2 separate regions of the Mus musculus genome follow, and region 2 is linked to region 1. Evidence: chromatin contacts called from ENCODE POLR2A ChIA-PET data. All regions are on one chromosome and are shown on one strand. The core of a region is the stretch at or near the end of the contact, and the rest is flanking DNA. Distances in the headings are between cores, read along the strand shown. Region 1 holds the start of Lcmt2 (leucine carboxyl methyltransferase 2). Region 2 holds the start of Catsper2 (cation channel, sperm associated 2).

Region 1 (5,282 bases), core at 1,916-4,415:
AGCTCTAACAAGGAGCCAGCACAACTCTTAAGAGGGCAAGGAAAAGGAACAACTCCTAAAACCTTAAGCAATGCAGCAATGTAGTATTAGTGTTCTATCTTACCACATAGGTTACATGCCAGCGCCTATGGCTTTGGTAGAATGCACAATATCAACCTGTAGACTGACAGAGGAAAAGCACAACTACTGTGGCTCACTTCCTGCTCCCCAGCCCCCCCCAACACACATCCCCTTCTTATAGTACTTGTATATAGTATAGTTTAGCATAGTACAGTACTTATCTGACTTGTGGACTGATGCTGCCTATCTAAGCTGCTTGGGGGTTTAGAACAGTGTCCGGCTGACAGGAACAAACATTATTCATTATAGAAGGTACAAAATTAAGGCATTAAATGTCTGGTTTATTAGCACTTATAAAGCTAGATAAATATAAAACATTAGCAAAAAAGTGATCAAAAGCATAATATCTAAGTTGTACTTTTTCTCACTGTTAAAGTTCAGTGTTCAAACTAAAAGCACGAGTCTTTAAACTGCAGTGTTCATTTTAGACTGTTTGCCCATAGCCAACAGGTCAACACTACATTCCTGAACTATACTCAGCTGTGGATTTTTACCATGACCTGTGTGAAACTTTTTCCAAAATATAATCTAGGTCACAGACCCAGGTTTGGGAATGTTTTTCGTTTTTGTTTTTTTTACTTAGGCTAAAGGTTGTTGTGACTCAATAAATAATAGGTCCTCAGACCTAGGAGTTGTGCTGGTTCCTTGTTAGAGCTGAGACTGGAAAACTGATAGAACCCCAGAAAACTCTTCACATGATGCTGAGGCCCCTAGGATGTATGCCACTCTTTTGATGCTTTATTTTTATACTTACTGCTGGTCTGTATTTTAATCATCATTTTTATGGTCTCTGCTCAATGGTGTGGTAAGGAAGAAAGGTGTGTGTGTTGGGAGTGTGGCAATACAACAAATTCACCCTTAGGTCCTAAATATATCAAGTCCATTCTTTATTGCCCTGAACGTAAGGAAGAAAGGTCTAATGCCACTGTGTGGGGGTTGAAATAAGTACCAAAGGAAAAGCAGTTCCCTCCACCTCCAATAAGCAGGAGCTGCTGCTCTTCAGGAAGGAGGGCGCTGCTGTGGTTGTGCAGCATTAATGGCCATGGCACAGACGCTGTGTCAATCTGATATTCAGAGCTCAACCCTGTAGTCAAACAGATAACAGTCACTCCAGGAACTGAGGAGGAATGAATCCAGACCCCTCCAACCAGAAGCAGCTTTCCATTAAACACATGAGCCGTGTGAGAGTACCTTGGGGTAATGGAGGGCTGGATATCTATTGATTCCCAGAGGAATCCAGAGGACACTGGTTTGAGAAAGAGTACAGAGCTCAACAGTTCCTCAGAAGCCCCAAGACCTCCAGCGATAAGTGCTCCCCCTTGCCAACTGCAGGCGCTATGGGAATGCCGACCTTCGGGTGATGCGCCTTGTACTGGGATTCTGACCCAAGCCATTGTCTCTACATGTAGAAAACGACAGTCACTTAGTACAGGTTCAGCCACACTTCGGCCACCATACACAAATAAGTATCTTTGATTCTGATAGTATACTTCCGTTGTTGAATGCCGCCAACATGACAACACTGAACCTTCTTCCAAGGCAGCCTTCGTTACTGTTACATTTTGGCCCTCAGAGCAATTATCCTTACTTTTGTATAAATCAAGTTGGAGAGCCCCAGAGGCTGGACTTACTGGGGAGAGTCTTCCTCCAAGAACCAGAACCCGAGTATCAGAAAGCCTTGTCATGGTGTGATAAAGGCGTCCATCCCACTGGCCTTCAGTCCCCAAGGTACTTATTTGGCAGCCTTCCCATTCCGAGTCACAGGATCTGGAGAGCACGTGAAACCTGCTCACTCGGCAGTGTCGTCCCTCTTGTTCTCCAAAGCCTCCTGCACTGAAAATAACGCCAGGGCTCAAGAGGGCAGAGGCGTGGCCATATCGCTTCAGGCTTGAGTGCTGGTGGTCACTAGTGACTACTCTGGCAGAAAGAAACCCTGAAGGCGAGGCAGGATCTATCTGAAAAGAAGCCTCTGAGGGCTCAAACACTGGAGTTTCTGACAGAATGTCTCCCCTAGATGCTGCCAGGATGAAATAATGTGAACACTTCAGATGCCACTCCTCATATTCATCAAAGGGTTCAAGCGTCTCAACCCGCTGGCGCTCTTCTGCCGAGAGAAGGCGGCGATAGAACTCGTTCAGGTCCAGGGCGCTGCAGGCAGTCCAGCCAGCTTGAAGGAAGCGCTGGCGCTGGGCCTTCACGACGGGAAACAGCTCCAGGCCATGCAAGGGTGAATGCAACCGCTGAAAGTGCTGCAGCATGATCTGCCCAAAGGCATCCCCCGGCTGCATCTGCTCATAGATCACGAAAAGGGCGTCGGGGAAACGCTGGGCGGCCCAGGCAATGAGGGCTGTGGCACTGGAGGGCTCCAAGTAGGTCAGCACCGCCTCGGCCAGGAGCAGCGTGGGAGAGGTGGCGTCCAGGCCGGCGCCATCCAGGGCCTCTCCTAATCGCTGGAGCTCCCGCAGGTCCGCGCCCAGGATGCGGTAGTCCGCGCTCTCGAAGCACAGAGATGACGCCGAGTCCCCGATCTTGAAAGGACCGGTCTGCGCACGCAGCTCCGGGGTCTCCTCGATCCTCTCCGCCTTGAGCCGAGACACGTCCGGGAAGTCCACCTCCCAGACGGCAGCTCGGGCCAGGAGGCCCGCCGCTTTCAGACGAAAATAAAGCGAGTCGGAGCCTGAGCCCAAGGACAGGATCTGGGCTCTGGTCCGGGACGGGAGCGCGCTAGTGAGTTCGAGGAAGGCGCGCACGCAGTGACGCACGGCGCGCGCGCGCACGTAATAGCCGCGGTGGATAAGCGGCGTGCGCCGCACGGGTCCCGGGACCAGCAGCGCCGCAAAGGGGTCGCGCACGTATCCGTGTGCGGCAAGCGATCGTTTGCTGAGGGAGCTGCTGTCGTTGGTGCTCTGGACCGTTCCCGCCCGGCGCTGGCGGCCTCGCGGGCCCATGACGAGAAGGTGCTCAGCAATACTGCACACAGAACACTTACCGAGCTCCCGCTCATCCGCTTCTGGGTGCGTCACTTCCGAGAAGACCGCTCTCTGCCAAAACCCGCGAGAGGTTTTTTGACCTTCCCCCCCCCCACCCCCCCTTTCCAAATTACGTTTTCCTGGGAACACGCCAGCTGCTTCGGTAACAGCTAGCGCTTGGAGAGCTCAAGTTACCTCTTTGTACAGGCATTTTCTGCAGGGAAAAAAAAAACTTGTGTAGATCCTCTTATTTGAGAACATTTTTAGGTGAATCGGAGGCTGACGACCTGATACCGGTTTGGTCCGGCAAAAGAGGACCAGCACCTCGGATCTTAAGCAATCCAGAGTAGATTGGTCCTTGCACAAAAGTAACAGTTGCTCCTTTATTGAGTGTTCTCGTTGCGAGGGAGAACTCATTTAGATCTTAAATTAGGCCATATGGAAAGTGAAGAAAGAGACCTTTACGGATAATTACTGATTATTATTAACCCACTGCCCCTGTACGTGCTGTTTATTCTCATGTAGTCTAAATTCTGTGCTAGGTCTACAGTGAGTAAGTATTCAGCATGTAAAAATGACACTCCCCTCCACTTCCAAGATTCTGTGATTCGTATGTGGTATTGAGTATGTCTGCTGAAAATCGCTATAGAAGAGATGTGATTATTCCCTGTGGCGTTGTTGTTTAAAGGAAGCAACCCAGGTTGGACTTTTAAAGTTTCTACATTTGATGCTTAGGAGATACCAGTAAGAAAGCACTCCCAGAGATGCGTAGAAACTTCATCATTTACTAATTTAGTGTCTGCTTGGATTAGGAAAGGAAATAGAAAGACTTGAAGAATGGTTAACTCAGAGCAGTAGTATGTAACGGCTGAGAGTATGAGTTCTGGAGTCCAACTGGATCAAGAAAAATTTTCTATGAAGATTTGGTTATTGGAAAATGTTTTAGGGTTAGGAACTCGTTAGTGGTCTTAGAAGAGCAGATTGTGTGGCAGAATGATTCAGTGCGTGCAAGATATGTTAATAAAGGCATCTAGTCGACCAGAAGGATCAGAGACAGGAGGCAGCAAATACTACCCTCCATCCAGAGACAGGATTTTCGCCTGACAGACCCAACCCATTTAAGGAAAGTGTTTGTGCGACGTAAATATGAAATAACATGTTTTCTTGTAAAAGCAAATTCGTGCTACATGTGTAAGCTAACCTGACCTACGCAGTAGATTAAAGGAGCCCAGAGTTAAAGGGACAGACGAACGCTGGATTTTTAGTTTTCGGGTGTTTTTTTTTTTCTTGTTCTTTTTTTTTTTTACTAGTCATTTCCCCATTGCAGACACACCTAAGTTAGCTTTGCTTAACTTAAGTTAGTGGGAGCAGGGGGTTGAGGGGGCTTGGGAGGTGTAAAAAGAAGATATCAGCAGTGACTGTGTTTCTGTTTGCATGTTAGATCTGAAAATAGTTACATTTGTTATTGTAGGTGAAAGTGATCCCAGAGCCACACATAGTGCAAGTCTTGTTTAAAATGGCAATCTGAAGGAAGTCCAGCACCTCAGAGATTCCCACTTTGATAAGTTTATCGTCCAAGCCGAGAATAAGAGCAAAGAGAAACTTTTCCTTCTACTGAAGTGATGGAGGCCGGACAGCAGTGGCCTGGGAAGACAGACTTTTATCTGCAATTACCAAAAGTGGTAAGAATTAACTACAGAGTTCTTGTTACTGTATAATGGCTTTTGTATTGTTTTCCACAAAAGAGAAGTAAAGCTTATGGGTAGAAATTGTAGAGTGGGTATAGCTGAACCAAGTAGCTGGCCTAGTATAAACTACAACTAGGAACCAGGCCACCAGGGCCTGATGTATGGGGCTCTGGATCTCGTGGACTCTTGTGAACTGATTGTCCTCTTGTGTTAGGAGCTCCATGCCCACTTGAATGGCTCCATTAGTTCCAGTACCATGAAGAAACTGATAGCCAAGAAGCCACATCTTAACGTTCATGGTCACATGACCATGATTGACAAGGGGAAGAAAAGGACTTTACAAGAGTGAGTTTGGGAGGTTGTGGGAATTTTTTGTGGCTGTATTTTGGGATTATAATATATAAGAATCAGATTTTAATACTTAGATAGGGTAGACATCTGGCATAAAATATATAACCTAACTCACAGTGCTTTTCCAACTGTCAGACTGACAGTATGTTTAATG
Region 2 (5,282 bases), core at 1,138-3,637, 270 kb after region 1:
ACTCAGGAGGCAGAGGCAGAGGCAGGAGGATTTCTGAGTTTGAGGCCAGCCTGGTCTACAAAGTGAGTTCCAGGACAGCCAGGGCTACACAGAGAAACCCTGACTCGAAAAAACAAAAACAACATAAAAAAATAGCATTTATTCGTGTGGGGGGGTGGTCAGAGCATAATTGTAGGGGTAGGTTGTATTCTTGTACCATATGGGTTCTGAAGATAGAGCTTAGTTTACAGAGCAAGTGCCTATGTTCACTAAGCTATGTTTTCTCTGGCCTTACTCATATTGTTCTCAACCAAGGATGGCCTTGAATTCCTGGTGTCTCCTCCTCCAGAGTGCTGGGATTCACCCATACCTGGTTTCTTTCTTTCCTTTTTAATTTTTTTCTTTTTCTTTTTTTCTAATAGTTGTGTATGTGTGTGTTGTGTGTACATGTGTAGGCCAGAGGACAACTTTTGGGAATCAGTTCTCTCCTTCCAGGTAGGTTCTGAGAATCAGACTCAGGCTATCATTATTAGCTGCAGGCACCTTTACTCTTGCCGGCTCTAATTTTGTTTGCTTGTTTGTTTCATTTTGTTTTCTGAACCAGGACCTGGCTATGTAACCCAAGCTGGTCTTTATTATTTAAAGCCCAAGTGACCCCGGATTCAGTCATGGACCGTTATTCCTGGCTCCACCCTTAAGTATGTCTCACTTTCTCTTGAGGATATGGACAGGAATATCACGTTTAGTGTGAATGAGGGTTACTAACCAAGTATCTCCCGGAGAGTGTGCCTTGGTACGGCTTGGCTCAAGCCCTGCAAATGCTCTATGAGCGAGAAAGTGTCAATGAGCTTTGAACGGATAGCATCAGCTCTGAGCAGCTGGAAATGTCCTTGTTCTTGTGCCATGTCTGTTAAGAAAGTAGAACCAAGGATGTCATGCTTAAGAATTATACTACAATTAGCAGGCTCTCTCCTCCCCCAGCTTCTTTGCCTTTTAGAGATTCAAGAAGCCCACACAAAAAAAGCTATGAGCAGTTAAGAATAAACACATTGAAAGACTCAAAGGTATTTTGTTGTTGTTCGGTACGGATTTTGTTTTTCATCTAAGCAAAAGACATAAAAGTCATAAGAAGCTAGGCAGTGGTGGTGCACGCCTTTAATCCCAGCACTTGGGAGGCAGAGGCAGGCGGATTTCTGAGTTAGAGGCCAGGCTGGTCTATAAAGTGAGTTCCAGGACAGCCAGGGCTGCACAGAGAAACCCTGTCTCGAAAAGCCAAAAACAACAACAACAACAAAAAAAAAACAAAAACAAAAGTCATAAGAAATATCTTCACAGCTAACTAAATATTCGGGTTATTTTCACTTTCTGACAGCATTTGTAATTAAACACTTCTTTTTGAAAATTAGGCTTAAATGTTAGGCAGGTGGCCCATGGCTTGGATCCCAGCGCTCTGGAGATAGAGGCAGGCAAATCTCAGAGCTCAAAGACAGCCTAGTGAAGGACAGCCAGGGCTACACAGAGAAACTATCTTGAAAAACAAACAAAAATCAGTTTAAAAGGCAGGCAGTGTAGACAGATATTCCAGTCTCAAGAGGATGGTGGATCTCTGTTGAGTTCCACATTTGCCTGGTCTATATAGTGAGTTCCAGGGCAGCCAATCCTCCTTGCCTCAAAAAAAAAAAAAAAAAAAAAAAAAGGTGAAAGCTGAGCCTGTGCCTATTAGTACGTAGTGCACACTATCAGTCTCAGCCACTCGAGAGGCTGAGGCCAGAGGATGGAAAGTTCTAGACCTTCGCGGATTACAGTATGAAGTCAAGGCCAGCCTGGACACCTTGGTGTGAACATGACTCAAAAAGTCAAAAGAGGACTAGGGATGTAATCCAGTGTTGGATCACTTGCCCAGCAATGTGCAAGGTTCTGGGCTCAATCCTCAGCTACCCACCCTCTCAAACAAACCAACAAACAACAATGGGGGGGGGGGGAGCAGCAGGCAGGGAGGGCAGAGGCCTAAGGCTGGACAAAGAATACAGACCTCACGTGGACCTGACAAAGCAGGATACGAGGTAGGGCAGCGGCAGGATGTAGACTTACTACGCCCTATAATTGGACAAAGCAACAGCCTGACATTTGGAAAACGTGTCGCGGTGCGCTCAAGTGCGTGCGCGCCCCAATGCCCCGGAGGGAGGGAGCCGGACAGACAGCTCAAGCTCCCCTCCAGCCCTTTCGCGGGCCTCACTTCCGCCCACTCAGCCCTGACTTCACCCCTCCGCCTTCCGCGCCGGCGCCCAGAGCTTCACTCCTCCCCAGCGGGTGGCGCTCAGGGCCGCTCCGGCTTCGCTGAGCCCCCTACTTCCCACCGACCCCCCGTCCAGGCCTCCGCCACAGCCAGACCGGCGGGCGTTCGCCTAAGCGTCCGCCCCGCCTCGCCCCGCGCGCCCGCCAATCGGCAGTTACCAGCTGTTCCGCCCGCCCGACGCTGCGTGACGCAGCCAATCGGCGGCTGCCACACTGCGGGCCCCGAGCAGGCCTAGGGGGTTGGGACCTCGGCAGCGGGTCTGCCCGGGCCAGACGCGCGAGCGCAGGCAAGCGGCTGCAGATTGCGGGCTCTCCCATCTCATTTCTCCGGTCCCGGCCCTCCGACCGCGACCCGCCGCCATGCGCTTCAGCTGCCTAGCTCTGCTCCCGGGCGTGGCGCTGCTGCTCGCCTCGGCCCGTCTCGCCGCCGCCTCCGATGTGTTGGAACTGACGGACGAAAACTTCGAGAGTCGCGTCTCCGACACGGGCTCGGCGGGGCTCATGCTAGTCGAGTTCTTCGCCCCCTGGTGAGGCCACTTTGCGGGATCAGGGCCGGAGGACCGGCTGGGCGCGGGAGCGGTTGGGCCTACGCAGCGCGGGCGCCCTCCACTATCTAGCAGGCCTGGCTGCGGCTGCCTCATTGCCAGTCGGTGGGGAACCGGGAGGCGCTCCGCCCGGGGTGGGGGGTGGGGTGAGGACGAGGTAGGGTGGGGACGGGGGCAGATCCGGAAAGCAGAAAGCCTAAACTCCAGGGTAGGGCCACGTCCTTACCTCCGCGTTCTTGCAGCACTTCCTATGTGGAGGGTTCTCCCATCCCCTCCCCCTCCGGTCTATCTTTCAGTATCTAGGTGAGTCAGTGTATGTGTCCCCAGGTCTGCAGACAAGGCTGGCATCCCAAAGCCTTCAGAGAGGAGGCAGAGGTCCTCTTTTAAGTGGTGAGGTTCTGGGGTTTTTTTTTTTTCTCTTTTTGTCTCCACCCCATTAGAGCCATTGGTTTCTAACCAAGGTCACTCTGTAGCTGCAGAAAGATCCTAAGTGCTTTCTTGAGACAGGCCATTAGTTGGTTCATGGCATGGCTTACACTATTTTACATTAAGCTGCAGAGGCCTCTTATTAAAAGAGTAAACCAACAAGAATTATTTCACTAGGACCTATCATAATTTCAGTATTAAATAATTCTAGAAAATGATAACATTCTGGATAAGAAAGTTACCACTGCTTAACCTAAGAAAAGGGTAAGTTCTATCGAGTGGGTGTGACCCCAAATAAAAACTTTGCTTGGGAAGGGAGAGCAAATAGGATTTCTAGTTTTGTCACTTAGAGTAGTGGATAGGATAATTTACCAATTATTTATTACAAGGGCATACAGTTTAGAGGATGTCAATATTTTTTCCCTCCTAGCACAATGACCCTTAATTCAAACCTGTTCAAAAGTATCAGTAAGACAGAGTGTGATAGTTACACTGTAACTTACCTTTGCTTCTGACCCAGTGGGATTGTTAACATCTCTAGCTTCTCTGACTTAGATGGTCACACTCAAAAGTCCTGTAGTGAAGACTGCCTAAAGAGGCAGGAAGCAAATTGTGTTTCAGTTCAGGCTTCTGTGGTTGACAGTCACATTGATTACACATTATAGATAGCATCTATATGTCTCTAGAATTCGTGTTCTCTCCGAATTTATCATAGTTACATAATGGTGCTGTTAACTGAGGGGGTGTCGCTTGGGTCTGGCTTCTTTGTCTGAAGGAGGTCATACAATTGAAGAATTGTGGGCTCTTACACAATTAGAGTTTTTAGTCAAGGCTTTGGAATATGGTTCAGTGCTTGCCTAGCATGTCCAATCCCCATTGAAACACACACACATGAGAACATATATATTCTTAAGAAACAAGTCTCTGTACACTCTAGGCTGACCTCTTCTTACTCTAGCCTCTTTTTTTTTTCTTTTTCTTTTGAGATAGGGTCTCCTATTGCCTAGTTAGCCTTCATTTCATGATCCTTTTATTCTGAATGCCCCAGGCACCTGACTTCAGACTTGTCTTTCTACTAAAAATTGTTGTGCCTGCTTTCCACAAGACTACATATCCCATCGTACATTGAGCGATTTAAGAGTTGCGTGGATTTCTGCTGTGGTGTCTGCTTTTAGTTGGCTGAGAAGATAAAGTCATCTTCCACATTGCCAGTAGGAAAGATTGGTTTTCTGAGGAGGCAGTTTAAAGTGAAGGAAGTCTCCTGTTAGTAATTTCATTATTTCTACATACTCATCTATTTTAACAGTTGTAAAAATTTTTTTAAATTTGTTAGTTTGCTTGTTTTTCTGAGACAAAGTCTTAAGTAGCTCAGGTTGGGCTCGAATTCCTTACCCTTGAGTCTCCCCAAATGCTGAGCGTATAGCCACCACACCAAGCTCTGGAGATTGATTAATTGATTGACTGATTTACTCTTTTCCCTTGCATATAACAGCAGTACCATCCCCTGTTAGCAAATAGAAATTTTTTTTTAAGGATGTGCAACCACTACCCAGTTTTTTTTTTAAGGTTTATTTATATCTAAGTACACTGTAGCTGTCTTCAGACACACCAGAAGAGAGTGCCAGATCTCATTACGGATGGTTGTGAGCCACCATGTGGTTGCTGGATTTGAACTCAGGACCTTCAGTAGAGCAGTCAGTGCTCTTAACCACTGAGCCATCTCTCCAGCGCGCAAATAGAAATTTTTGAGATAGGGTTTTATTGTATAGCTCTGGCTGACCTGGACCTGATCCACCCGCCTCTGCGTACTGAGATTAGAGGTGTGTACCACCACATCAATCGAGAAATGTAATAGTAAAATGGGGACTGGAAAGCTGGCTCAGCAGTTAAGAGCACTGGCTTTTGCAAAGGAAACTGAAGAGTGTGGCCTTTTGGCCTTCCTGGGCACTCGCATTCATGTGCACACACCCATAACTTGAAATAAGTGCTCTAAGTGGTAGGGGTCAAAATGGAGTCTGGAACTTAGTACAGTAGACA

What was found. ChIA-PET counts read pairs that join two places held with the same protein, here RNA polymerase II (POLR2A).
Region 2: POLR2A ChIA-PET joins it to region 1 with 22 read pairs in embryonic stem cell. The contact joins the promoter of Catsper2 here to the promoter of Lcmt2 in region 1. POLR2A ChIA-PET finds 5 or more read pairs at or near these places in 4 of 5 experiments (Patski and embryonic stem cell).

What each region holds. Positions count from the first base shown.
Region 1 is chr2:121,137,533-121,142,814 of GRCm38, forward strand. Lcmt2 (leucine carboxyl methyltransferase 2) reads right to left here and starts at 3,166. Exons shown (of 1, transcript NM_177846.3): 1 at 1-3,166. The coding sequence starts at 3,068. The coding sequence ends at 1,008. It overlaps Adal (adenosine deaminase-like), which reads left to right and starts at 4,561. Exons shown (of 10, transcript NM_029475.2): 1 at 4,561-4,771; 2 at 4,992-5,122. The coding sequence starts at 4,712.
Region 2 is chr2:121,411,405-121,416,686 of GRCm38, forward strand. It overlaps Catsper2 (cation channel, sperm associated 2), which reads right to left and starts at 2,388. Exons shown (of 13, transcript NM_153075.3): 1 at 2,012-2,388; 2 at 746-886. The coding sequence starts at 884. Pdia3 (protein disulfide isomerase associated 3) reads left to right here and starts at 2,498. Exons shown (of 13, transcript NM_007952.2): 1 at 2,498-2,801. The coding sequence starts at 2,635.